Linked DNA regions of Homo sapiens: regions 1 and 2 are each linked to region 3. A link is an interaction called in ENCODE POLR2A ChIA-PET data of the cell type or tissue named here. Cell type or tissue: CD4-positive, alpha-beta T cell. All regions are shown on one strand. Each heading gives the region's core, and the rest is flanking DNA. Links, peaks and the distances in the headings are about the cores only. Region 1 overlaps KLF12 (KLF transcription factor 12). Region 2 overlaps KLF12 (KLF transcription factor 12). Region 3 overlaps KLF12 (KLF transcription factor 12).

What was found. ChIA-PET counts read pairs that join two places held together with the same protein. Peaks named below come from ENCODE experiments on the same cell type or tissue, not always from the same donor. Only the 100,000 strongest peaks of a DNase experiment are listed, where the experiment ranks them.
Region 1: POLR2A ChIA-PET joins it to region 3 with 16 read pairs; 4 of 35 experiments call an interaction of 5 or more read pairs at or near these places.
Region 2: POLR2A ChIA-PET joins it to region 3 with 13 read pairs; 5 of 35 experiments call an interaction of 5 or more read pairs at or near these places.

Annotation. Positions count from the first base shown.
Region 1 is chr13:74,066,763-74,072,605 of GRCh38, forward strand. All of the region lies in intron 1 of KLF12 (KLF transcription factor 12), which reads right to left. Among named protein-coding and RNA genes, the nearest start is that of KLF12, 65 kb to the right of the region's middle. In CD4-positive, alpha-beta T cell, for the core only: no CTCF peak of the experiment used is centred there; DNase peaks (open chromatin) are centred at 1,899 and 3,499; H3K4me3 peaks cover 694 bases; H3K27ac peaks cover 368 bases.
Region 2 is chr13:74,060,029-74,065,871 of GRCh38, forward strand. The region is part of intron 1 of KLF12 (KLF transcription factor 12); the gene reads right to left. Among named protein-coding and RNA genes, the nearest start is that of KLF12, 71 kb to the right of the region's middle. In CD4-positive, alpha-beta T cell, for the core only: no CTCF peak of the experiment used is centred there; DNase peaks (open chromatin) are centred at 2,073, 2,373 and 3,053; H3K4me3 peaks cover 1,097 bases; H3K27ac peaks cover 3,497 bases.
Region 3 is chr13:73,981,862-73,987,704 of GRCh38, forward strand. The region is part of intron 2 of KLF12 (KLF transcription factor 12); the gene reads right to left. Among named protein-coding and RNA genes, the nearest start is that of KLF12, 150 kb to the right of the region's middle. In CD4-positive, alpha-beta T cell, for the core only: no CTCF peak of the experiment used is centred there; a DNase peak (open chromatin) is centred at 3,260; H3K4me3 peaks cover 1,022 bases; H3K27ac peaks cover 2,714 bases.

The sequences.
Region 1 (5,843 bases), core at 490-5,489, 85 kb after region 3:
TAGCTGTCTTTGATAGTCCTCCCAAACTGGGCAGCACCATCACTCTGGCCTTCGAAGGGAGCTATAAAGCTCACTAGTAGTCAACTCTTAAAAATGGGGCATTATTCCTAAAAAGGAAATATACAGCTTTAAGCAAATAAACAATAGGTACTTTGAAGACCATTTTAAAGAACTTACCCATAGCCCAAGATAAACATCTGCTAAGGATCAAAAAGATCAGGCCCTGGGCAGGGGCTTGGGGACAGTGTGGACAGGGACACACATAGCTAACTGCTTTTCAAAAATTGGAAAATTAAAGCCCTCCTACCAAGGATTACAAGAAAACCCTCAAAGTTTAGCAGGTCAAGTACAAACTAATAATCAGGCCTGCCAAGAAAGAATTTGAACAACCTTGCAAAGTATTCCAAAGAAAATAAAAAATGTTGCTTAACAAGATACAACCCTTGAAAATGAAGTGAGATTTTCTGCAAAGCATGTACATCAGATGAAAAAGAGTCTGTATATGAAATTGAATACCTTTGTCCTTGGTCTCTATGAAGTATTAAAAATATTGTAAATACTAAGTTATCTTTGGAAACAGATTGCAGGAACTAAATCAAACAATTACCAACTTAAGGAAGAGTCTAAACCTAATTATTACATTAGATATAACAAAAGCAAAGACCTGTTTGGCATTATCACAGTGTTAAAAACTCAAGAGGAAATGTGTAAATTGTTGGCACAGATGTAAAACCTGAATTACAACTAATCACTATATAGAAGGATGCAGTTGCTAATCAGGTACCTATCCACAAAATGTTCAAAATAAAGGCCTTTCAAGTATTGAAGAAACTACATATTGAAGAAAAAAACCACAGGAATTAATGATGTGATATGATTGAGCACTCACTCTACTTGGTAGCAATCAACAGACAGTAACCAACCAAAGAATAGTTTTAGTTTTAAAAATTACATTTTGCCATGGTGAAAGCAGTGGATAAATGACAGAGAAACAGATATATAAGCATGCACACTTCCAGGAGACAGGTGCTCAAAATGGTCTTATTTAACATTTTTATAAATGATGTCAGGGAAGGGGTATACAGGAAAGTAGGCAAGTTTGTATTAAGCTCTTCTAGTTACCAAAATGCCATGTAACAGAGATAAAACATCCTTTTAGCAGCAATCTGATAAATATGGTAGAATCCTTTTAACCAACTTCCGCTTAACCAACTGTCCAGATTAACCAATGAGCTCCATTCCCCTTGTAAATCATACTGACTGATGCACCTGGAATGTGACCAGACAGCTGGCTCCTCTCTGAGCAGACCGAGTACCTCAGCTCCCATCAGCCAAGGCACATTTTTAATAAGAGGTTTTTATCCTAAACTTGTTTATGCAGTAATGCCTTATTTTTAAAATGTGATTTAATTAAATGATACATTACTTAAGGAAGTGAAATAAGAGGATGAAATGCAGCACAGTGTCTATTTCTACGAAAAATAAGTTGTATGTTTTGAAAAATTTTAAAGATTCAGCTACTATAACAATTTTTTAAAACAATTTTTAATACTGAATAAGGAAGCTATCCTAATTGTACTACAATGGAAAAAATAAGAAATATCTTCAAAAGTGTTTACTTCTCTTTAAAGAAATATCAGAAATAATGGACAATCCATCATGGCTGTAATCCTGGTAAGAAGCATTAACACTAAACTCCATCTAGGGATTCATGCTGGAAGAAAGTGTGGATCCTACATCCAAAGATTGATAGAAGATGTATTTTTTACGTGTTATGTTCAAATAAAATTTTTTTCTTTTTTTTTTTTTTTTGAGACTGAGCTCTGCTCTCTTGCCCAGGCTGGGGTGCAGTGGTGCAATCTCAGCACACTGCAGCCTACACCTCCCAGGTTCAAACGATTCTCCTGCTTCAGCCACGTCAGTAGCTGGGACCACAGGCATGCGTCATAACACTCAGCTAATTTTCGTATTTTTAGTAGAGACTGGGTTTCACCATGTTGGCTAGACTGGTCTCGAACTCCTGGCCTCAAGTGATCTGCCCACTTTGACCTCCCAAAGTGCTGGGATTACAGGCATGAGCCACTGCACCCGGCCTATTTGAATAAAATAATGAAGGTATGTATACATCATCTTTATACTCCTCTATCTTTTAACTAACTTTTTGACAAACTGACCAACTATTGATTCTTACTTCTGTCAAGGCTCCTGTGTATTTATTGTCATGTCTTCTATGTGCCAGGGACTGTGACAGCTGCTGTGAATACAAAAGAGACTAAGGTTTTAGCCCTCCAAGTGGTCAAATGTAATGGGATAGACAGACATGCTAACAAACAGTAGCTATTCATCATACTAAGCATTGTAAGCAAAGGTGACCCCTGAATTACACAGGTTTGAACTGCCTGAGTCAACTTACATGTGGCTCTTTTTCCCCAACCAAACACAAATGAAAAATATAGTACTAGAGGGAAGTGAAGCTCTATATATGGAGGGCTGACTTTTCCTATAGGTGGTTCCACAGGGCAGGACTTGACTATGCACCGATCCTGGAACAAATCCCCCGCGAATATGAATGGACACTGGAAAAGATTCTGTTAAGCATGGAAAAGAAAATAAGTCTGGAGAGAGTAGAGTTGATGGTGGTGAGGCCTGCAGAGTGAGTTATGGTGACACAGATGAGGTACGAAGGCACATTCTGACAGATCATACGTGCAAAAGCATGGAGCAACACCACAGGTCCAGGTACTAAACATCCCAAATAGTGGAGAGGTTGGAAAGGCTGGGTAGAAACAAGACCAGGAGGACAATGTTATTTGAGTTTTAGACCATAAATTATGGGGAATCATATATTTTAAACAAAAGAGTGACACAATCAGACATATTTTAGCATAGTATCTTTTCCAACAGTTTAGAAAATGAACACAGGTAACAGAGGCAGAAAATAGGAGATTACAAAAATAGTCCAATAAAAAAATAGAAGAAGAATATTAAGAAAGGTATATCAGCATGACTTGGTGACTCATGAGACGTGAAAAGAGTGAAGGATAATACTGACTTAAAAATGGTTCCTAGGTTTAGGAATGTCGCATCTGGTGGTCAAAGATTCATTAATAAAAATAGGAAATGAAGGCATTTTAAAGCAACAGATAAAGAACAAAGTTGTGAACATGATGAGTTTGAAATGCTATATATCCAAGAAAGAGATGACAAATATGAAGCTGGCCCTCACCAGCTAGTGCTCAAGAGAGGTGAAGAGATCTATTTAAGGACTCATTACTCTATGGGTAGAATTTGAAGCCGCAGAAATAAATGGGCACATGATGTAAGGGCAAATAGAGAAACGAGGAAGACAGATGAAACTCTTTCAAATGCCAAATTTAGAGACAAGAAGGAGAGGAGACCCATCCACAAGACTACAAAGTGACAGGAAGCAGCAGCAGCATAGGAATGACATGAGAGCCAAGAGAAGAAAATTAAAGCAGGAAGTAATCAACCACATCAAATGCAAAAGCGAAGTCAAAGAAGATAACTCATGAAACCACTGTGCTTAGCAGGTAAACGACCACTAGCCAAGACAGAGCTTCGCAGCAGGTGTGTACACTCAGGCACCTTGAGTTGGAGATAGAATGGACTATGAAGTGGGGACAAGCTCTTAAGAAGCTCTCCTTCAGCCAAGGGCCAAAGAGGGCAAGAGTCTTTTCTAGAGGATGAAAACAGAGGAATATGGGGTTTTGTTTGTTTGTTTGTTTTTTCAAGATACAACTTTAGAGACTGGACCCTGCCAGCAACAGCCACCATCCAAAACAACTCACCTTCCGCAGAGTGAGGGGAAGGATGGAAGAGGACTAGGCAGGGATAGGCCCACTAATTGGTCATGAAGAAGCTGATAAGAGTTCTTGACTTACAGAGATCTACTGTCTTGGTGAAGCAGATACTAATCTATGAGAGTGAGAATGGCATTGTTAAGGCAGCAGGAATGAGAAGGGCAATGAAGTTTTAAAGCTCCCTGGGTGGGCAATGCAGCAGACCTTCTGAGACTCTGGGGTTGGGTCTGTAACATTTCCCTTATAGATAAGTAAAAGATATTTCATGAGGAAAAAAAAATAATTGATTGAAGTTTGTGGGAACATGGATGGCAGTTGTGAATAAACAGGAAGTGGGTCCAACAGTCACTATGAACAACTTATAGAAGACAGCTCTCTAATACTGTTAACACAACACAAATATCAACAAAATATAAGCATTACCAAATAGAACTCAAAACAAAAATTACCTTTACAGAACTGTGATGCTCTTCATAATGTTAACCACCACACCCTAATAAGTAATGCATGTTAAAGATGACAACTACTTACACTTTATTCATCATGAGAATGGAGAGTACTATATAAAAATAATATGGAGTTTCAGTCTAGAAACATAAACTAAATAATCTATGGAATCCTAGTTGCCAAGAATTTTATAACACCATTTGTCCATCTCATCCTGGCAACAGTACACACAGGAGTATTTTATTAAAACCTGAGACAAATACAAATAATATAAAGAAAATGAATCAATTGCTATTTCATATGGCAGGTGTTAAACCTATAATCCGCAAGACTAAAATTTTTTAAAACTTCATCAAGTTTTAAGAAATGACTGGGGCCGGGCGCAGTGGCTTCCACCTGTCATCCCAGCACTTTGGGAGGGTGAGGTGGGCGGATCACAAGGTCAGGAGATCGAGACCATCCTGGCTAACACAGTGAAACCCCGTCTCTACTAAAAAAAAAAATACAAAAAAATTAGCCGGGCGTGGTGGCAGGCGCCTGTAGTCCCAGCTACTCGGGAGGCTGAGGCAGGAGAATGGCGTGAACTCGGGAGGCGGAGCTTGCAGTGAGCCAAGATCGCACCACTGCACTCCAGCCTGGGCGACAGAGCGAGACTCCGTCTCAAAAAAGAAAAAAAAGAAATGACTGAATGGCAAACCGAAATGGATTCAAAGAAACAAGTAGTAGCTTAAAGAAATTAAGATACGAGTGAACTACGTTAAAGAGGCAACCCCATCATGAAGCTACAGGGGAGAAAACTGATTGGTCATGGGTCTGACTGTGTATGGTGATTTCTTATTTTAAATCAATACCAATGGGAAAGAATGAACAATTCTCCACATATTAACAGAAGAGTGTTAGTGTAATGTAATGAATAGCATCTTCTAAATTTTCCTCCCCAACCCCCCCACCTGAACAACTGGACAATCTACCGCAGAAACTTACATCATACTATATAGAATACTGGGGTAGTATCCAAACCTCCTTATGAACCTCCAAGTTCTCTCTACAAAAGAAATTTTAACTAGAAATGCAAATTTACCTGGAAATAGATGAAGGCAGATCAATGCCATTTGGCTTCACTTCAAATTATATTCTACCTTTATTACAACTCAAGTGATTATATATTATCATACATTTCTTTTGTACCTATTAGCACTTAATGGAGTGTCTGGAATATGGTACATGCTCATTAAAAAGAAATATGAAAATATGATAATGAAAAATGCATGAATTCTTATCAACTCCTAAATGTCTACTATTTCCAAGATCTTTTTAAGAATTAAGAAATACAAATATATATATATATATATATATATATATATATATATATATATAAAAGATTATCTACAAGAAACTAAACAACGTTAAAAATAGCATACAATCTGCCAGGTACAGTGGCTCACGCCTATAATCCCAGTACTTTGGGAGACCAAGGCAGGAGGATTGCTTGAGGCCAGGAGTTCAAGACCAGCCAAAGCAACATAGCAAGGTCCTCTACAAAAGATTTAAAAAGTTAGCCAGGTGTGGTGGCAC
Region 2 (5,843 bases), core at 436-5,435, 78 kb after region 3:
TTGTTTATTTTTGTCCACTTTGTCAAAGATCAGTTGGTTGCAGTATGTGGCTTGATTTCTGGGTTCTCTATTTTTCTCTATTGATCTATGCATCTATTTTTGTACCAGTACCATGATGTTTTAGTTACTATAGCTTTGTAGTATAATTTGAATTCAAGTAACATGATGCCTCTAGCTTTGCTCTTTTTGGTTAGGATTGTTTTGGTTGCTCGTGGTCTTTTTTGTTTTCATATAAACTTAAGGATTTTTTTTTAATTCTGTGAAGAATAACTTTGGTATTTTCATAGAAATTGTGTCGAATCTGTAGATTACTTTGGACAGTTTGGTCATACTAACAATATTGATGCTTCCAATCCATTTGTTTGTATCAATTAAAATTTCTTTCATTAGTGTTTTGTAGAACTTCTTCTTAAGAAGACATCTTTCGCCTCCGTGGTTAAATGTATACCTAGGTTTTGTGTGTGTGTGTGTGTGTGTGTGTGTGTGTGTGTGTGTGTGTGTGTTGTAAATGGGGTTGAGTTCCTGATTTGGTTCTCAGCTTGAACATTACTGGTGTACAGAAATGCAACTGAATTTTGTACACTGGTTTTGTATCCTACAACTTTACTGAAGTTGTTTATCAAGTCTAGGAGCCTTTCCAAAAAGTCTTTTGGGTTTTCTAGGTATAAGATCATGCCATCAGTGAACAGAGATAATTTTACTTCCTCTTTTCCAATTTGGATGTCTTTTATTTCTCTCTTACCTGATTGCTCTGGCTAGGCCTTCCAGTACTCTGTTGAATAGGAGTGGTCGTTTTCTATTTTCTAAAATGTTCACTGATCTCTATTCACAGGTTTTAACTTCTTGAACTTTACTCCTGAAAAAGCACTTCACTATTGATAGAGCACTTATTTCCTACCAGAAGAGAAATTATTTTCTAGTAGACAAGGGTGAGGGGAATAGTACCATCTCATGGGCTAAGTCTAGACCTTGGTCCCTGGGTTACCATGTGTGGTCCAATACTTTCAACACAAACAAAAATGCAGCTATCGAATCAAGGCCTTGAGGCATTGTACAATAAAGTAACATTCATCATAGCAAGAGTTCACATTAACTTTGGTCTTTTTATGTAGGAGGTACCAAATGAGGCATTTCAGATATATTCTCTCAAAACATCACAACAATCCTTTAAGGTTAAGTTCTATCAATAAGGTCATCTTATAAATGAGGAAACTGAGGCCCTGATATGTTAGGTAACTTAGCCTAGGTCATGTAACACTGAGGGAGGAACTAGGTTTCAAACACAGATAGGTGGGTTCTGGAGCCTAGCTTTTAATCACTAAGACAAATTTCATGATCCTTAAGAAACTTCTAAGTTCCAAAGACAGATGAAATCAAGGTCCAGAAAAATTTAATATAAGCATACTACAGTTTTTCCTAATTGCCCTCTAAAGTGGCACGCCAGTTATTGCACACAGTGACTTTCAATTAGACTCATCCATCTAATTTCCATGATACTTCCTAGACTGTGAGACCACAGATAAAAAAAACACTCTGGGGTCTCAGTTTCTTCACCTGTGATTAAAAACAATCCCAATGATGTCCCAAGTTCTAGCAAATAATGAAAAATTACTCTGCAACCTCTGCCATAACTTCCAAGTATCCCGAGGCTAATCTGATCCTTTTCCCACTGAAACATGGTGGCACTCTCTGAGCAAAAGTCTTTAATTTGAAGGAAGCATCCTCCTAAATAAAGGTTCAACTACTTTGAATACGTAAAGTATTGTAGAAATCAAGGTCACACATGATTTTTATACCTTGACGTTATATGATAGCTTTCTGAAACTTTTAACTGGAAAAAATATAAAAGTTGTGCCTTTCTAACCATAAATTTTAAGAAGTAAACAAAAGAATATATGAATACATAAGCCTTAGTCACATATAAACACCTATACTACATACTTTGGTGGGGTTTTTTTGCACTAGTGCTTGCTTTCAGAAGAAAAGTGCCAGCAGAGTCTTCCTCAGTTGTCTTGAGACTGTGGTTACCCTATTTCTAATAAACAAGGCAGCTTCCTGTCTCTGGCTTCTCATTGCTAAATCAGGGTTGAATTCTGGCAGCTTTCATAGCCCTGACCCCTGAGTGCACCCATGTTAAAGAGTGTCTGCTTTGCTTCATTCCTTATTGTAAAAAACGACTCATCATGGAGCACCTCTTGTTTTAAAATCTTGCTTTTCATCAGTGAAGCTCAAAATGAGTTAATTTCTTACACTCAAAACTTAGTCTCTCATTTTCTCTATATTTGTCTCTATTTGGTTGATGTATCTGGACTTTTTCTAAGTCTCTAAAGGGATGAAGCTGTGTACACTTTTAGATCGTTTCGGAAGTGGTTAAAACAGCATCCTGTAGATGATTTTATGATCAATCAAGTATTCATTTATGCTTTTCTCTTAAGCATCTTTAGTGACTGAGCCCATAAGGCAAGAGTTCATAGTCAGACAATTAAAATGCACTTCATGTTACAAAACAATTTTTTTAAACAAGTGATAGAACTTGTTCTTAAGGGCTTAAAAATGCAATTTACAAGTATTTTCTTCCACTTTGGGGTTGTTCTGAAGTAATTTACTGTGCAGCATGATATTCAATTTGTCTTCAATATGCTGATAAATTATCTATAAATCTGTCTTTGTTTTGCTTGTAATCTCTTACAGAGCTGTGTCAGCAAAGGGCATCCTTTGCATTTCTGACCCTTTTGTGTTAAAAAAGAAAAACGAAAAAATCCATCTAGCTCTAGAAACAAAAGATTTCATCTCCAGCTTTTCACCATCACCATTTTCCTAACCCACAGGAACCTATTTTGTTGGATGGTTGGTCCCTTGACAATGAGACCCCACTTGAAATAACCTGAAAAGGCTAGAGATCCTCTTCACCCACTTTCTGTGTGGGCCATTACACAAGCCCTCATGCTTCCCAGAGATGTCAGAGCCCCAGCCGGTGTGAAATGGTGATGCTGTCAGTCAGCAGGAAAATTTTTTGCTTCGGAAAAACCTCTCTCTCCGAGCTTCCTCTGTGCCGCACCTCCAGCTGCCTCGGTGCACCATGTCAGGGTGCTAAAATAGCTCAGGCTTGATGACTTCACTAGTTCTCACAAACAGGCCAGTTGGCAGAACTCTAATGCAGTCTGCTCCTGAGTGGAAGACATTTTTTTTTCTCCCCACCATCCTCTAATATGAATACTTAGTTTCATTTTGACTCTGGAAGAAGTCTCCTTTCTGGGAGTCAATTCAGCACAAACTTAATGCAAACGTTTCAAAATGCTTTAAGGAGGCTTGAACTAAAGAGCTACCCTAAAGCCAATACCATGCATTCAGACTGCACTATTATTTCCTATGCTAACCTTCAAGGACATCAAAACTGCTAGGTAAATTAACCTTATTTAACAACCTTCATATTTCATTTATCTTAGGGCCAAATATCTTCCTCAAGAATAGTATTAATAACTGATAATCAGCCAAGATTTTAATGTCTTATTTCTCAGGTTTACTCCTTTCCCACAAGTAAGGAGGTCAACAGAAAATATCAAAGTAAAAATTAACTACCACTACATGTACTCAGCATAAAATGACAGGGGGCCTTTAAAGGCAATGTCCTGTAATCACAGCAAACTTTAGTGATTAATACTCAAATAGATTTGAAATTTTTTTTACAGTATAAGGTACTCATGCACTAAAAAAGGTGTTCTGTATTAGACTACCAAATTTTATTTTAGTATTTATAATTTTCCCTTATAGTTTTTCACTTCCTTTTGTAATTACCACATACTAGCAAAAAAATACTGCAAGAAAACTAGAACTTTCTGATGTTCCAGTTTCCTAATTCAGTGCTGTGCCCAAGCTGCCCTTTGATTCCAAAAGACAGCATTTAGATTAACTGCTTCAGTGCCCTGTGGACACAAAATTTATGCCCAAAGAAGAAGCTTCCATATGATTCTATAGACATGAGCTAATAAAATAATTTGGTTCACTGGTTTAAGATGGTTCCTCTAAAAGGGGTGCAATATCCCTGTCCCCAAAAGAGGAAAAAAATCACAAACATTCTATTCCCAGCACCCCTCAGTTCCTCTCACTATCTGTCCATTACAAACAGCATCTAAATACCACTGCCATCTTGCAATGGTGATGATGGAAAACCACCCCTCTCCATCACCAAGAAAAACATCACAGGGATTCTCAGAGAACACATAGGCTCATATATAACTGTATATTTTTAAAATGCATTTTACCATACAATGATTTGTTCATTCCATAAACATTTGCCTAGTACCTTGCATGTAGCAGGTATTACATATGATTTTCTACAGGCATGAACAGTGTCTTCGTGGATTTCACTCACTCAATATTAAGTATTATAAAGTCACATAACTTTAGCAAAATGAGACATGGGTGGCTGCAATCGTTTTGTTTATGTTAATCCAGTGACTTACAAAATTTGGTGTTGATGATACATCCAAAGAAGCATTGGAGTCCAGAATTATAATAACCAGGGACATTTTGGACATAGTCCAGAGACATGACCCTGAAATTAAGAGTTATCATGTCTCTCTGCTGTAGAGGCTAATAAACAAAGACACAATGGAGATTCTGAATGCTGAAAGGTCAATTATAAATGTCATTACAGACACAATAATTCACAGAGGAATGAAATAGGCTGAGTAGTTTGTGATGCTGACTGTACTAACCATCAAATTTTAGACCATAAAGGACCTTAGATCTAAAAATCTCACACTGTACTAATGATGTCTAGAAAGTCTGTGTGATTTGTACAAAGTCACAAAGTCACACAGGTACTAAGTTATCTCAGAATCAATGTTAGTTTTATTCATCCTGCATTCTTCCCATCATACTACTCTAAGTCTGATTCACACACACTCATGTATACGTTATTCTACTGTTTTTGACTCATACACAAATATACATGTACACACATACACATACTTGTCTGCCCAATTCAAACAAAAACACACACTTCAGTACTCTGCTTCTGATTCATATATACATAGACACAAACATTATACTCCCATATCCTGATTCATATACACATACATTCCACTATCCTCCATCTGCTTCATACACACATTTTACTGATTCATACATACAATCTGCATATATGTATATTACTCTGTATCTGATTCTTACACACACACACACACACACACATGTATATATATATATACACACTGTATACTACTCTGTATCTAATTCATATGCACATACATATTGGCATGTATATACACACTGAAATTTAAAACAGCAAATCATGGTCATATTCAAAACACATATATTTTAAAGTGAGAAATTCAGGTGTGAGCCAGACACTTGTGTAACTATGTCAAAGTTACTATAACTTATACAATGAAGTAATTTATCTGGATCTTCATTTACCTCTATAAGAGTCCCCCAAAGAATTGAAAGAAATAAGACCTATCATGATGCAGAAATTCAGTGAACCCATAGGCATCCATCTACATGAAAATTTTTGTCAGGTCAAGGATGAGAATATGAGTGTTTGTGTGTTGTACTGTTTTCTGTAATATGGGATAGAGAAGTGGATATACACAGAATCCAGGGACAGAGGATCATATTCTGTGTCCTTGTTCCAGGATAAATTCCCAGTTTCTGAGCCCATGAAGCAGTGTAGGAGTGACGTGAGGGAAGTGCATGAGCAACGTGGCTTGGGACCGCAACTACAAAGTGTGACCTGAGGAACATCCTCCCCTCTCCTCAAGGGCTGGCAACGTAGAGGGCTCTGAACGATCTCTCTAGACATGTGACATGAGGATTCTAACTGGAGTTAGAATCTCAAT
Region 3 (5,843 bases), core at 520-5,519:
ATACATTTCTAGTATTTATAAATTACTCAGTCTAAGGTATTTTGTTACAGCAGCCCAGACAGGCTAAGAAAGGGACTAAAAGGGGTCTTGAAAAAAAATACTGGAAACAATCTACTTTTTTAAGTTAGGTTTCTCTGTTATCATGGCTTACAACTTACACAGTCAATACATATATATTCTTTTTTATCTTTCAAATACTTAATAAATTATCTCCCCTGTGCTTTGTTGACTAGAGTGATTAATTCTTTTAATTGGTTAAACAAGAACTTTCAAAGTCTGATTTTGAAAAACATTAACTTCATTGACTAGGATTTGCTTTATTAAGGTGATATGCTCATCACACAACAGAAGCAGTTATTTTATTTTTAAGGCATGAATAGAAACTTAATTTGCAATACAAAAAGCACAAGGAAAAGTGGTTAAGAAAATCCTCAGAACACTCAACAAACTAAAAGAAATGAAGGAGGAGGAGGAGGTTCCATTTTGGGGATTTTCTTGGTCCCATATGCATTGAAAGGTAAATGTACACTTAGGCAAAGACAATTGTCAGAAAGGATATCTTCCATTATTGAAAGGTAAACGTACACTTAGGCAAAGACAACTGTCAGAAAGGATATCTTCCATCATTGAAAGGTAAATGTACACTTAGGCAAAGACAACTGTCAGAAAGGATATCTTCCATTAAAAAATAAAAAAGAAATCTTGTTGCTAGATGCCTTATTATAAAATTGTTGGGTTATCACAAATGTGTAGATTTATAATCATAAATACACTTGGTATAGGAAAAAAACACTCTTCATATTTGTTACTATATTTAGCAATAGCCTAAGCAGTACATTCAGAGCATTTTTACCAAGATATCAGCCTAGCCATGGAGAGTAACTGCTTAGGAAAATCCCTCTCTTGCCATTTTTCTCATAGTTAAGTCCTGTAAACCAGACCCTTTCCCTCATCTACCACATACTGGAAAACTCTATCTTAATAAAAGAAATGTTCAGTATTTCAGGTTTTCTGTCACCCACTTTTCATTTATTTCAGGATTTCATTTTTCTTTCTTCTGTCACATATAATCATACTCTTTAACACTTTTTTTCCAAAAAAAAAAGAAAAAAAAGTAAAATTCATTCTCATTTTTCTCTCATTCTCCTTCTTTTGCTCTTACTCACATTTCATTCATCCTCTTGTTCAAATATTCATTGAAAAGATCTCTATAAGGCAGCTTAATACTTATCCAGTATGAGGCTCGCACCCTGTCCCTGTCTACCATCACTCCTCTCACCAAGGAATCCCTTTATCTTTGTTCCTGGAAGTTCAAGTGTACAGGGTTTCCTAGTCCTGTACTATGGCTCAACCAGAACGCCAGGCAACCAACCCTGGCACAGTCTAAGACTTAACATGCGATTAAAAAGCCACTTGCTTTCCAGCCCTGCTGTACAGAAGCTGCCCTATGCCACCACCTTTCTTGGTGCCAGCATGATTCAACTTAGTGATGTCAGCACGGACCTTTCACTACCCATCCCATTCTTCTCTCCAGTATCAGTGCCTTCTGGTTCGTGAACCTCTGTCTGAATTAACTACATTCCTGCTTATCGGGTGTTCTCCAGCACCGTGTCCTCCCAGTTACTGCCTGCCAATCTTGCCTCTAACTTACTCCCAGCCTTTATATTATTCATTCATATTCTGCATACAAACTATTGCTATCATTCTTGCTCATAACTTTGCTCTAAACTTTACTATCTGGACAAGTCCCTGGTGTCCCAATTATTCACATATTTCCATCATGTACAAAATCAGAATCCTCCTTTTCCTCATATTATGTTTTCTCTTTCCTAAACTCTCAATCACAAATCCCTGAGGCCACAAAGCCCTGGCCCCAGCCTGACTGGTCTATGGCATTATAGACAGGCAGTCAAGATCCCAAATCCAGGGAGCAGAGTGGCCTCAACCACAACAGACAGCAGTAACTGAGTCAAGTACCATATGAAAAAGCAAGAAGAGGCCACAAATAATCTTGCAGGTTCTCAGAGTCGTGCAGAATTCATAAGCAGTGAATCCAGGCAGGTGGTATTCTAGGGCAGATGAGCCTTCCTCATGTGGAGACGTCCATTCATGTGACAGCACTGTCCTCTCCACTACAAGGGTGGGTCCCAGGAGCAGTGCTTCAGACAGAAATGGGAAAATCAAGGAAAGAACAGGAACCAACAGAGGTCTATAATCCTCTATAAGATCCTCGGGTGGGGAGGACAGCAAGCAGGTAGAGCTGCAAGTGAAATGGCAGAGAAGAGGCAAGGAAAGACTTGGTGGTGGATTTGAACTATCTCAACTACATGTCTACATTTTCAGAACTGTCTTCCCTGCAGCATGCCATCATTTTTGGGTTATAAGAGCCACCCTGGCGGGACTCGGGGCAGTAGTGAAGCACCTGCCGCATGCATCTCACACTGGGAAGGTGCAGCTCACACACACTGTCGCCTATGTGCCTGCTCTCCTCGCTGGCACAGGGAAGCGGCTGGTCCACGGGATTGCCTTCATCTGCTTATTTTATTCATAGGCCATGACGCGTCTTGCTCAGGGAAGGGTGCCAGCTTCTCCCACAGTTCCCTGGCCTCTCTGAAGTTAGAGGCTTATGATCAGTGAGGGTCTATGTGGACTGGCATGTGCCCTTGTACATCCAGTGTGGCCTTCCTCTCCTGCGCTCCACTCTCATCCTTCCTTCCCGACTGCTAGCCCTGGTGATTTCAGCTCTGGCGCCAAATATATAGAAGCAACAGCCATATATAATGTGCTTAACTAGTTCCTACCATCATAGGAGGTCAAGTCCTTTTAAGTCCCATATTCGGCACCTTTCCCCTCATTCTGTTTCTCTTTTCACACCCCAACTGATACAGAATTTGGCACCAGAACTAGTTCCAGAAAAACAAAACGTTACGGATTCCTCCAGTTTGAAGATGAACTGTAGCTGATGCTGTTTTCCAGAAATGTTCACTACAGTATCTCCAGTCACATGTGCTCTTCCAGAATGTTTCCACTCTCCCATCAAGGGGTGGGGGATATGTCCCCTCCTTTTGAATTAATGAGCCTGTCTTTATAATCACCTGGATGAACAGAATATGGGGGAAATCACATGGCATCACTTCCAAGGGTGACACAGCTTCTGCCTGGTGTTATCCCCCCACCCACCTTCCCCAGTGCGCAGCTTTACTGTTAAGGAAGCCTTGGCCACATGAAGGCGTTGCAGCCAACAGACTGGCTGAGAGCCAGCACTAACTGGAAAACATGTCGACGAGAGTCTTCATGATTGCAGTCATCCGCCTTTGAACCTCAGCAGCCACTGAGCAGAGCAAGGAGAAGCCGACTCCACCAAGTCCTACCCAAGTAGCCACTTCAAGAGCAAAACACATACTGCTTTTGCTTTAAGCCACTAACCTGGGATGCTCTGTTTTGCAGCAATGGATGATGAAATCGTGGTTGTCACAAGGTGCCCAGATTCCAACTCTCAGTTAAAAAGGACACTCAACTCTCAGTTAAAAAGGAACACCTACCCTTCAATTTGAGTGCACATGATTGAAAACAGGGAAAGGGATTACTCACGGCAGAAGGGTGCAAGGCCGACAACCAGTGATTATCACAGTGTGCAACATTAGAAGGAGGCTTTAAACCAGGCTCAGGGTCCCAAACCCCAGACTCTGTGTAACTACCATCCCCTTTTTACTTACAGTCCTGGCTCTAACGACTCTCCATGTGTTTGCTCTCAATCTTCCAGCTTCTCATTGTCAAGCGGCCTTTCATTTTCCCCTAGATGCCAGCTATTAGCACTCTAAATTAAAGGAGTCATCCCTGAGATGTGAAGCTATTAAAACTGCAAAAGGCCCCTCTCACAGATTTTGCTCCCCTTAGACTCTCTGCTGTGTGAAGACGGATGAAAAGAAAAAGCTATACAGAACTTTTCCTCACTTTGATAACAAAAACAATCAAAAAAATTCCCCCAGAAAAAGTTCTTTGAAATCTAAAGGATCTCACTACCCTGAAAGAGGCAACAGCCCTAGCCTATCTGTTAATTTCAATAGATAGCTGCTGGCTAGGTATTAACTAAACTTTAAATACAGCTCCGGAGCCACAGCTGCAAGAGATACAGGATGTCTTAGTAAGTGTATGGGTTGTAAGTAAGTGCATGCTATCACCTCAAGAGCTTTTAACGAGATAACCAAACATGTTTCCTGAAACTAGATTTCAGTTTTATCAGATACGCTACAAATAACAACATTCAAAAACAAAGGAAAATTTGTTAGGCCAAAAGGTCTGATGAATTCTAAAAGTAGTTCATCTAGCTTTGAAGGCACATAAAACCATAGTATCACCATGTGAAACTGTGGTAAACAATCTACTGTTTGCAAAAAATTAGATATTTATTAGATTTTTTATAATGGGAAATTTTAATATTATCACTTGCTTCATTTAGCTGCAAAAGTGATTTGAATGGACTTTTTTCTTCCAATCACAAGAAGGAAGAAAATTATATTTTGATTGACATAAATCATAATTTGCTTGACTATTAATGGAATTAGCAAAATGAGAATTCTTTCAAAATTCCCAACCACATGTTTATGACAAAGGTAACATGTACCTGCAATCACAGTCACTTACGTTTTTGAAAACCTGTGGCTGGCAGAGTAATGGCCCCCTAAAGATGTCCATGTCCTAATCCCTGAAATCTGTTAGGTTACATGGCAAAGGGGAATGAAAGTCACAGATGGAATTAAAGTTGCTAATCACCTGACCTTAAAATAAGGAGATCATCCTGGATTATCTAGGATAGGCCAAAGTAATCACAATAGTCCTTAAATGTGAAGGAGGGAGGTAGAAGGGGAGAACCAGAGAGATGGCAGTACCAGAAGGACTTGGCCCAAAGCTGCTGGAGTTGAATGGACCAAGGAACCTGAGTAGGCTCTAGAGGCCGGTAAGGAAATGGAATCAGTCCTAGGACCTCCAGAAGGGAATATAATCCTCCCAATACTTTGAGTTTAGCCCAGTGAGACCATTGGACTTCTGACCACCAGAACTGTAAGATAAATTTGTGTTTTTTTTTCAAAACCACTAAGTTTGTGGTAATTTGTTACAGTGGCCATAGAAAACAAATTAAAAGCCTTTAATAAAAATAAATTCACTTTCATATTAAGTGTCTTGCTCTAAAAGCACAAATAGTTGAAGCAGCATGTTAAATATGAATAATCAATTGATTCTTAAATTGGAATTTTGAGAAACTTACACTCCATTAGACTATAAGATACACTGAAAAACTGATTACGTGTAAGACACAAAAAATCACACTTCTTGAGTCAATAATTATTAACATTATTAAATAAAATTCTTTAGAAAAAGTAAGAAATTCTCACCTAACATCAGCTTAAGAGAAGGGAAGAAGCTGCCTTATTAAAATAATATACAACTGTTGATACATAAAACTATATAGATATTATACTTCAATAAATGTTTTTAATAATCAATTACTATGCTGCTTTAACACTATAATGTTCTCAGTAAGTAAAAAAATTTTAACTAAAATGATATTTGAAAGACACTTGTATCATTTTTATGATCACTCTTGAAAATTTCTGGTAAAATATAATAATTACTTTGGTAAGGTACTCTAAATAGCTTAGCTGAAGAACCACTATAATCAAGTGGCCAGAGAATGAAAATGTGTAAACAGGGAAGAGAAAAAGAAGAAGGGAGGGAGGGAGCAGACGTGGGAGAGGGGAGAGGGAGAGGCAGAGAGAAAGTGGGGGGAGAGGAAGTGAGGGGAAGAGAGGAAATTGGAGAGAGGAGAGAAGAAGTGGGAGAGG